Regions from separate parts of the Homo sapiens genome. Here region 1 is linked to region 2. The links are chromatin loops, found by intact Hi-C in ENCODE. Cell type or tissue: IMR-90. All regions are shown on one strand. Each heading gives the region's core, and the rest is flanking DNA. Links, peaks and the distances in the headings are about the cores only.

Evidence for each region. Peaks named below come from ENCODE experiments on the same cell type or tissue, not always from the same donor. Only the 100,000 strongest peaks of a DNase experiment are listed, where the experiment ranks them.
Region 1: a loop joins it to region 2, with 3 times the contacts of the local background. A loop is called at or near these places in 11 of 110 quality-filtered maps.

The regions. Positions count from the first base shown.
Region 1 is chr1:45,639,358-45,644,746 of GRCh38, reverse strand. It overlaps GPBP1L1 (GC-rich promoter binding protein 1 like 1), which reads left to right. Exons shown (of 13, transcript NM_021639.5): 7 at 2,248-2,320; 8 at 4,344-4,537. Among named protein-coding and RNA genes, the nearest start is that of CCDC17, 18 kb to the right of the region's middle. In IMR-90, for the core only: no CTCF peak of the experiment used is centred there; no DNase peak of the experiment used is centred there; H3K27ac peaks cover 308 bases.
Region 2 is chr1:45,878,717-45,884,105 of GRCh38, reverse strand. It overlaps MAST2 (microtubule associated serine/threonine kinase 2), which reads right to left. Exons shown (of 29, transcript NM_015112.3): 4 at 1,711-1,742. All of the region lies in intron 2 of LOC105378694 (a long non-coding RNA gene), which reads left to right. Among named protein-coding and RNA genes, the nearest start is that of MAST2, 78 kb to the right of the region's middle. In IMR-90, for the core only: a CTCF peak has its summit at 2,323 (motif pointing right); DNase peaks (open chromatin) are centred at 2,325 and 2,985; H3K27ac peaks cover 374 bases.

The DNA.
Region 1 (5,389 bases), core at 114-5,113, 240 kb after region 2:
TTATTTGTGTGTGTCTCCTAATGGAAGAATACAAAACCACTAAGGATTCTGTAACCTCTAGAACCAACTACCAATTTATAGAAAGAGGCTTAAGATTTTCTAAAAACTAGTAGATTAAAAGCTGAGATTGTTTTTGGAGACAAAACTATAGTGTCAAGGGAGACACAATGGGTTAGTAAAAAAAAAAAATGCAGTGATCACCATAAGTATGAGTAGTTTTGGGGTTTTTTTCTAATGAGATTTGTAATGTCTTTCTGGTTTGTCTGGTAATGTTATGTTGCTTAAACCATGTAGTGTTTAAAAGAACTTTTACCCATTAACTTATTCATTTGTTTTATATTTTTCCTGTTTATATTTTACAAGTTTTAAAACTGTATTTTTTAAAACAGTAGAAAGAGATCAAAGATACTGTATAAATAGGAGCATTGTCTCTGAGAACCCTGGGTACAACATGCCTATTAAAATGAAACAAGGAAACAACCACAGCTTTTATGGCTGGGCACTCCTTCTGCCTCTACCACTCCATCTAGAGGAATGTATTTACCTGTCCTTGAAAATCTGTCACTGATTTGTCCACTTATATAGAGAGTTGGTAGTTTCATTTGCATTTGTGCTTGTTCTCCTATTGTAGTGGTTCTCACCTTGATTGCTTGGAAAATACATACCTGCTAGAGGCCCTGCCCCTGGAGATTCTGATTCTGAAGCTCTGTAGTGGAGCCTGGGTGTCTTTTTGTTGTTTGTATAATGTTCACAGGCAATTGTGCTGAAAAGCCATTTTCCTGCTGGGCACAGTGGCTCATGCCTGTAATCTCAGCACTTTGGGAGGCCAAGGTGAGTGGATCACTTGAGGTCAGTTCGAGACCAGCCTGGCCAGCATGGTGAAACCCTGTCTGTACTAAAAATACAAAAATTAGCTGGGTGTGGTGGTGCGCACCTGTAATCCCAGTTACTCAGGAAGCTGAGACAGGAGAATTGCTTGAACCTGGAAAGTGGAGGTTGCAATGAGCCAGGATTGTGCCACTGTACTCCAACCTGGGCAACAGAGTGACACTCTGTCACAAAAAAAAAAAAAAAAAAAAAAAAAAAAAGCCATTCTCCTACCCTGTTACCAGATCGTAAAGTTTGGGCTAGGACAGCAGTGTCATACGATTAGTTATTAAGTCTAGTCTATTGCTCTTAACTCTTCCCTGCCCTTTCCCTTATCTCGTTCTCTACTTCTGTTACCTTTATTACCCTCCCGGACTATGGAATTGATCTCCTAATGGTCTCTTAGTTGATGTTTAAATACCTCAGATCCATCCTTTAAGCTGCTACTAGAGTGACGGTTGTAAGTTGATAATTAGATAATGTTAACTGCATGAAAGATGGATCCTCATTACCTGTAGAATAAAACTTAATCTCCCCTAAGAAATCCTCCACAAGCTGGCTCTTGCCTGCTTTGCCAGATACCTCTTTCCCCACAGAAGGGTCCCCTCCTTCCCTAGCACTACTCATGCTGAACTATTTGCAGACCTGAATATTCTGTTCTTTTTAATGCTTTCTGTTCCTGGAATTACCGTTTTTCCAGCTTTGGAATTCATCTTTAAGGATTCTTAAATCACCTGTTAGTAAAGCCTTTTCTGATAGCACTTCTCTTTCAAGTAGAATTGATGTTTCTTACTGAGTACTCCTTCTTCCCTAATATGAATTTTTTTCATCGTCCTTGTAACCTTTTATTGTACTTAACTTGTCTAGAAGTTTTTATAGCAAAACTGTGACCCGTGTGAAGACAGGGGCTCTTTATTGTATTTCTAGCACAGTCCTTGGCATATGGTCTGCCCCTGCCCTACACCCATCTTAGAAATGCAGTGAATACTATACATTTCACTGACCACATTGTCCTCCTTTAATCTGAGGAAAATGATCCACATTCTTGTTCATCTAACTTTCAGTGCCTCCTTATTTGGCATACATATCCTATAGGAAAGTGGGAATTCGCACATTTAGTCTGTTTATTTAAAATAAATGAAATCCCTTATATCAAAGGAAATGAAACTCAGGAGAACCTAATATTAACATAATACCTATTGATTTTGTGTTTTGATATTTTCTGTTTGTTACGTTTCTGAATACAGTGTCAAATTAGTAAGTGTTGCTAATATGTAAAATATGTAATTATTTGATAGGTTCCATGGTGATGGCTACTTTGTGAAAAGTGCCAAAATGATCAGCTTTCTGTATCAACCATTCATATCCCTTTTTTCCTAGCCTTCCTTGAATCCAGAAGCTGGCAAACAGCATCAGCCATGCAGACCTATTGGGACACCTTCTGGAGTATGGGGTAGGTAGATTTTGCCATTTTAAAGGCACAACTTTAAAATTTTTTCTTAGCAGGGAGGGGAGCAAAGATTCCTTATCTCTTTTTATCTCTTGTTTCTCATCTCATGCATTTGCCCATGGTAACTAACATCTGACTGTAGCGGGTTATTCTGCCCCCTACCCCACCGCCCAACCCCCAAACACCACTGAAATGTTACCATGGTAGTAGAGTCAAAATACAGACAACTGAGAACTTATAGAACCGTGAATTTGGAAGCAGTTGTTTTGGTGGTGTTTGTTAGTCTGTTTGTTTGAGACAGTCTCATTCTGTTGCCCAGGCTGTAGTGCAGTGGCGCAATCTCAGCTCACTGCAGCCTCCACCTCCCTAGCTGGGACTACACCATGCCTGGCTAATGTTTGTATTTTTAGTCCAGACAGGGTTTTACCATGTTGATCAGGCTTGTCTTGAATTCTTGGCCTCAAGTGATCCACCCATCTTGGCCTCCCAAAGTGCTGGGATTACAGGCATGAGCCACCGTAGCCAACATGGAAGCAGATTTTAAGTAGAAAAAGTTCATGAAAAGTAACTTAATTAACATTGCTACTTCACTTACTTTTTTTTTTTTTTTTTTTTGAGATGGAGTCTCACTCTGTTGCCAGGCTGGAGTGCGGTGGCGAGATCTCAGCTCACTGCAACCTCAGCCTCCCGGATTCAAGCTTTTCTCCTGCCTCAGCCTCCTAAGTAGCTGGGAATACAGGCCTATGCCACCACGCCCGGCTAATTTTTGTTATTTAGTAGAGATGGGGTTTCACCATGTTGGCCACGATGGTCTCGATCTCTTGACCTCATCATCCGCCTGCCTCGGCCTCTCAAAGTGCTGAGATTACAGGCGTGAGCCACCATACCCAGCCCATAACAATATATTCTTAAACATTCATATATATGTATGTTTAAATATTCGTGTGTGTGTGTGTGTGTGTGTGTGTTTATGTGTATGTGTGTGTATATATATGTTTGTGGTTTTTTGTTTTGTTTTGTTTTGTTTTTTGAGACAGAATCTCACTCTGTCGCCCAGGCTAGAGTGCAGTGGTGCGATAGGAATCTGTATTTCAAACCAAACCTCATCTGTGGCATTGGGATCTTTGGCATTTACAAATTGGACTCTCCTGGTTTCTTCATTAGACATGTTGATAGCCAAGAACATGGGAAGTCTTTAACATATCTAAATGATGGGTTTAGAATCCAGTATTGTAGGATTAAGATTGATCGATGTACCTTCTCCTCTTTGCTAATGGTGTATACCTTTGCTCCAGTTTGCCTCATCAGAGGGTTTCATGGCAGACTCCAATCCCTGATTACCTCATCTCTCTATTCTCATGCTGACAGGAGCTGCTACTTTTAGGTGTTTTTTTTTGTTTTGTTTTTGTTTTTTTGAGTTAGGGTCTGACTTTGTCATCCATGCTGGAGTGCAGTGGCACAGTCATGGCTCGCTGCAGCCTCGACCTGGGCTCAAGTGATTCTCCCGCCTCAGCCTCCTAAGTAGCTGGGACCACAGGTGTGCACCACCATGCCTGGCTAATGTTTGTATTTTTTGTAAAGATGGGGATTTGCCACAGGGTTTGCCAGCCCAGGCTGGTCTCGAACTCTTGGGACTCAAGTGATCTGCCCACCTCAGCACCTCCAAGTGCTGAGATTACAGGCATGAGCCACAGTGCCTGGCGCTTGGATTTATTCTTGTTGGGTTCATGCTTAACTGATCACACTGTCCATCAGACATATTGTGCCCCTGAAGGACTGCTAACATCTTTGGACTTCCTGGCTGATTTATAAATTTAGTATCCAGTTCCTCATATGCTGCATTTTTTTGTACAGTTCCTGAGTAGTCTCACTTTTGAGAGTATCTATTAAGTGCATACCAGGGAATGTTTAATCCCTCTGTCTCAACTGTCAGCTGTTTTGTTGACTAAGGCCTTTGTATAAACTATGCTTCATGTTACACAACAGGTTTGACATTCTGTTGTCTCTCCACTCTTGTACTTCACAGAAAACCCGCCTAGTGCCAAGCAACCCTCCAAGATGCTAGTTATCAAAAAAGTTTCCAAAGAGGATCCTGCTGCTGCCTTCTCTGCTGCATTCACCTCACCAGGATCTCACCATGCAAATGGGAACAAATTGTCATCCGTGGTTCCAAGTGTCTATAAGAACCTGGTTCCTAAGCCTGTACCACCTCCTTCCAAGGTATGATTTAGAATCAGGGCAAGAACCTTATACAAGAGAGGTTTGGGAATAAATCAGGAAAAAATTAATAAATTTGTTTTTTCTTGCCGCATCAGTCACCAGATATTCTTTCAGTACCTGTTATATGTATACAGCTTTCTTTGCTTTTTTTTTTTTCTTTTTCTTTATTTTTTTGAGACAAGGTCTCACTCTGTCACCCAGGCTGGAATGCAGTGGCACAATCATGGCTCAGTGTGACCTCAGCCTCCCAAGTAGCTGAAACTACAGGGGCACGCCATTATGCCCGGCTATTTTTTTTATTTATTTTATTTTTTGTTTTGTTTTGTTTTTTTGAGATGGAGCCTCGCTCTGTCACCCAGGCTGGAGTGCAGTGGCACGATCTCAGCTCACTGCAAGCTCCACCTCCTGGGTTCACACCATTCTTCCTCAGCCTCCCGAGTAGCTGGGACTACAGGCGCCCGCCACCACACCCGGCTCGGTGTTTTTTTGTATTTTTAGTAGAGACGGGGTTTCACCGTTGTTAGCCAGGATGGTCTCAATCTCCTGACCTCGTGATCCGCCCGCCTCGGCCTCCCAAGGTGCTGGGATTACAGGCGTGAGCCGCCACGCCCAGCCATTTTTTTTTTTTTTTTTTTAATTATTTTTTGTAGAGACAGAATCTCATTTTGTTGCCCAGGCTGGTCTCTATCTCCTGGCCTCAAGGAATCCTCCTGCCTCAGCCTCCCAGAGCGCTGAGATTATGGGCGTGAGCCACCACACCTGGCCCCTCTGGTTTTCTGTAATAGCAACAACATCCTAATCACTCAGCTTGACTATCTTGGCTACTTCTCTTCTCTTCCTCCTTAGTCATTC
Region 2 (5,389 bases), core at 311-5,310:
AAAATTATTCTGGTATAAAATAAAAATAAGAATACTCCTCCTTCTCCTTCTTCCCAGCAACTCCATTCATTGAGGACACACATTTCTGCAAGAAGCTACCTGTCTCAGGCCTTAATTTATTTCACTTAATACTAAGAAAAGGCAAATCTCAGGCAGTTTTCAAATAGAAGCAACCAAAAAAAAGCGGGGGGGGCAGAAATAGTAGAAAAATGACCAAGTACAAATATTTCCTGACTATGATGCTGAAAAGCTACTCCTTTTCAGTTATGCATACCTATTTGGTGTCTCATTCCTCTAAGAGTCCTGGTAGAGCCCTTGCCATTTACAGAAGACTCAGGACACTTGTGAAGCTAGACTGAATATCCACTGCTAGAAACTGAATTTAAAATTTAAAATGTGCCTCTTAAATAATAGAATTCATCCAAATTTAACCCATTAAGAATTCTAAAACTAATATATATTAAAATTAAACTATAAGTAATAAAGCACTATACATATATTAAGTGATCCTTCTAACAGGCTTAGTAAGAAGAAAACACAGGTAACATTATCTTCATTTTATAGATAAGGCAACTGAGGTTTAAGAAGATAAAGTGATTTGTCTAGGTTTACAAAGCTAGTTAAATGGCATGGTCAAGACTGAACCTTATGAGTTTTCTGACTCAAGCCTCTTCATATCAAACCAAAATAAGTTTTCGTAAACAGCCCAAAAGGCTTCACAAAAACCTCAGAGGAAAATTTAATCACTAGAGCATTTTTCACAAAACAAAATCCTAAAATGGACAGTAACAGAAAGAATTACTACATGTTTCATTTAAACATTTAAAAATTGCATATGATGTGTATATAAAGTATACTTAATAAATATGAATGCTGTTGTGATCTCCTCCTTAATTACATCTCTTTTTTTGTTAAGGAAAAGTTTAAAAGCCATTGTTTTATCACAGCTCTATTTCCTTAGGGTTCCCCAGATGTGACTTTACTAGTAAATCATGGTAAATATGAGTATGTTTTAGGTATATACAGTACAGGTTTTTGGGCCCCAACACAGAGATTTTAATGCATTAAGTTCACACTCTGCACTTTAACAAACATTCCAGGAGATTCTGATTGGCCAAATTTCTAATACTGCCCCAACAGAATTCCTAGAGGAAAAGCAGTCCAAGAGAATTTAAGAAATTAAAATCCAGGGGCAAAGACTATTTATTAATCTCCCCTAACCCTGAAGCCAGAAAAAAACCAAACAGGTTGGGAACCTATTCCATTCAACATAGTCTCCAAACTTAGCTGGCCTTGCCTCAACTTATCAGAAAAGTTGGTCTTCTCCTCATACCATGTTACCGGATAGATGTAAATGCAAAGGGTTTCCATTTTAATATTCCTACTTCCTTAGCTTGAGTCTACGAAAACTCAGTAAATCCCAAAGCACAAGTATAAGACTGTGATGAATATTTAAGTTGTAACTTTCCCAGAATGCTATGTAGAAACTGAGAGGGAAGAGGTTTGGAGGTCGGGAGGAATGGGGAGGAGGGGAAGATCTGACCTAGTGGGAGAAGTCAGTTGGCCTGCTGGCTTCCCTAGCTCAGATAGGAGTACACAGAAAGAAATTGTGTACTGAGCGGGATTCCTCCACATGATAGTGGGAAATGTTCCCAAGAGGGGTTCCTAAGTAGGAGATCATAATCATAATGGTAATAATCATCTACTTACAAGCTGCCTCTTCTTGGAAGGCTCAACTCCTTCTGAAAAACAAAACATATGCAAGTTAGAAATAAGAACCCATCTGAGTCCTGTTGGTCTACCTAAATGTCCTAGGAAATTCACAGCATTATCTTAATAATGGAAAAGGCCACATATTTCTAAATAACAACTTTTTCTTTGCCTCTTAAATTTTATTTATTTTTTTTTTTTTTTGAGACGGAGTCTCATTTTGTCTCCCAGGCTGGAGTGCAGTGGCGCAATCTTGGCTCACTGCAAGCTCCACCTCCCAGGTTCACGCCTTTCTCCTGTCTCAGCCTCCTGAGTAGCTGGGACTACAGGCACCCGCCACCACGCCTGGCTAATTTTTTTTTTTTTTTTTTTTTTTTTTTTTTAGTAGAGACGGGGTTTCACCGTGTTAGCCAGGATGGTCTCGATCTCCTGACCTCGTGATCCGCCCGCCTCGGCCTCCCAAAGTACTGGGATTACAGGTGTGAGCCACCATGCCCAGCCTGTCTCTTAAATTTTTGTGAAATAAAAGCACTCAGGCAAACTATTACTTCTTTATCCTTCCTTCCTAAAAGGAATGTCTCATAGAATACATGCAACATTTTTCCCACTAGATGGAACCATCTCCCCAGTGTAGATTACAGGCACTCTAGGCCAGCCATTAACTGCTGCTGAATTGTAAAGGGCATTAGTGGCAAGCATACAGAAGGAATGAAATAGGATTAGGGGCAGTGGGTGATAACTAGAAAATATTTTAGACAAATAAAGTAGTATAGTTAATAATATAACAAAGAGATGACTTCACACACCACTGGCATAAGAAATAACCTTTACGATAACAGCTGGGGCCCCTGTGACTTGCTTTCCAAGTGTATCAAGTCCCACCTCCCACCAGTCCTAAATTAACAACTATTCTTAATTTTTTAAATATTTTCAATACGTGTTTTTGGATTTGTAAAAAATTAGTAGTATTGTTTTACATGTTTTAAAATTATATATACATGGTATTATATTATATGTATTCCTCTGTTGACATCAGCCAACATTATGAAAACTGGGAGATTCACCCATGTGGATATATTTCACTTTAGTTCACTGATCTTCAGACAGTGGTCCAGTCTATGAATATACCAATATTTATTTATCTATTCTCTAGTAAATGGAAATTTAATTTTCTTTCCATCTTTTTCTTCTCCATTAAAACAATACTCTTGTAAACATTCTTGTAGTTGTTTCCTAGTGCGCATGTAGAAAAAGTTTCTTGGATGTTGAACTACTGAGTCATAAAGTACTGGATATTCCAAATTGCTCTCCAAAACAACTGTCCATGTAAGAAATATATCCCTCATACACAGTCATGAATATATGTGCTTATATTTTCTTCTAAACATTTTATAGATTTGCTTTTTTCTTTTCTTTTTTTTTTTTTTTTGAGATGGAGTCTCACGCTGTCACCCAGGCTGGCCGATCTCGGTTCACTGCAACCTCCACTTCCTGGGTTCAAGCGATTCTACTGCCTCAGCCTCCAGCTGGGATTACAGGCATGCACCACCATGCCCAGCTAATTTTTTTGTATTTTTAGTAGAGACAGGGGTTCACCATGTTGGCCAGGCTGGTCTCAAACTCCTGACCTCAAGTGATCCTCCCACCTTGGTCTCCCACAGTGCTGAGATTACAGGTGTCAGCCATCACGCCCAGCCGGTTTACTTTTCACAATAAGTTTAATATGCCTTATTTTTGTAAAATTCGCTTATTTTATAAAATTATTTTTGCTAAAATTCAGTATTTGATTGCAATTCTTTTGTGTGTTTTTCTAGGTAAATTTACAAACATTCAACTGTACAAATCTTAAATTACTTAATCTTACGTATGCCAATTGATAAGTCTGTTAAGTACATATACTCAGATAACCTAAATCTCTATCAAAATATAGAACATGTCCATCAATCCAGAAAGTTCCACCATGTCCTTTCTTCGTAAATCCCCAAACAAACCACTATCTTCCTACCCCAAGCAAATATTATTCTCATTATGTCACCACAGATTACTTTTACTTCCTCAAAACTTCATATGAATGGAACCATACAAATATAAACCTTTTTACATAGGCTTCTTCAACTCAGCATAGTATTTGTGAGATTTATCCATGTTGTTGCAGGTAACAATGGCAATATGAATAATATACCCCAGTTAATTTATCGTTTCTCCAATTCCATTTTTCAGCTATTAACATTCCTATAACATGTTTTTTGACAAGCTATATTTCACTTCTCTTGGGTAAATCCCTAAAAGTGTAGAATTACTCAGTTAAAGGGTAGATATATATTTAGATTTATAAGAAGCTACCAGACCTTTTTCTAAAGTGATTATACCATGCTACATTCCCATTAACAATGTATGAGAGTTTCAACTGCTTCACATCCTAGCTAATACATGTTATGTTCACATTAATAATATAAGAAAGTTCGAACTACTCTACATTCATGCCAATACATGGTATCAGCTTTTTATATTTTAGTCATTTTACATTTTAGCCATTTAGGTGTGTACGGGTATCTCATTGTGGCTTTAATCATTTTCCTGATGACTAACGATGTTGAGTATCTTTTCATGTGCTTATTAACCATCAATATATATTCCTTTGTGAAGTATCTTAAAATTTTTTTACCTTTTTAAAAATTGAGTTATCTTTTTACTATTGAATTATAAGAGCTCTTCATAATCTTCTAAATACAAGTCCTTTGTCATATGTGTTTTATAAATATGTTCTAATCTGTGGCTTGCCTACTAAAGTTATTGGTGGTGCCTTTTTTTTTTTTTTTTTTTGAGATGGAGTCTCGCTCTGTCACCCAGGCTGGAGCGCAGTGGTGCAATCTCGGCGTGCGGCAACCTCCACCTCCTGGGTTCAAGTGATTTTCCTGCCCCAGCCTCTCAAGTAGCTGGGATTACAGGCACCCATCACCATGCCCAGCTAATTTTTATATTCTTAGTAGAGATGGGTTTTCACCATATTGGTCAAGTTGGTCTAGAACTCCTGACCTCAGGTGATCCACCTGCCTCAACCTCCCAAAGTGTTGGGATTACAGGCGTGAGCCACCATGCCAGGCCAGTAGAGCCTTTTGATGAGTGAAAATTAATTTTGAGGTAGTATGTGAGATGAAATTAAGGTTCATTTTTTTTCATATGGATATCCACTTATTTCAATACCATTTATTGAAAACACTGTCCTTTCCCTAACAATTTTTTTTTTAACCTTTCTGGGCTCTCTATTGCATCCTACTGATCTATTTTTCTGCCCTATGCAAGCACCACACTATCATGATTCTGTGGTTTTATATTTAGTCCTAAAGTCAGATTGTACAGTCCTTTAACTTTATTATTTTCCAAGATTGCTTTAGATATTCTAGATTCTTGCATTTCGATTTGAATTTTTGAATCCAATTATTAATTTTTACCAAAAAAAAAAAAGCCTGCTGGGATTATACATCAATTTGGAAAGAAGTGATATCTCAAAATATCAAGTCTTATAATACATGAACATAGTACTTCTCCATTTACCGAGTTCTTTAATTACTCTAAGCAATGTTTTATCGTTTTTAACAAAAACACCTTGCACTCCTTTTATTAAGCTCATCCCTAAGTAGATTTTTTAAAGCTATTATAAATAAAAACTTTTATTTCA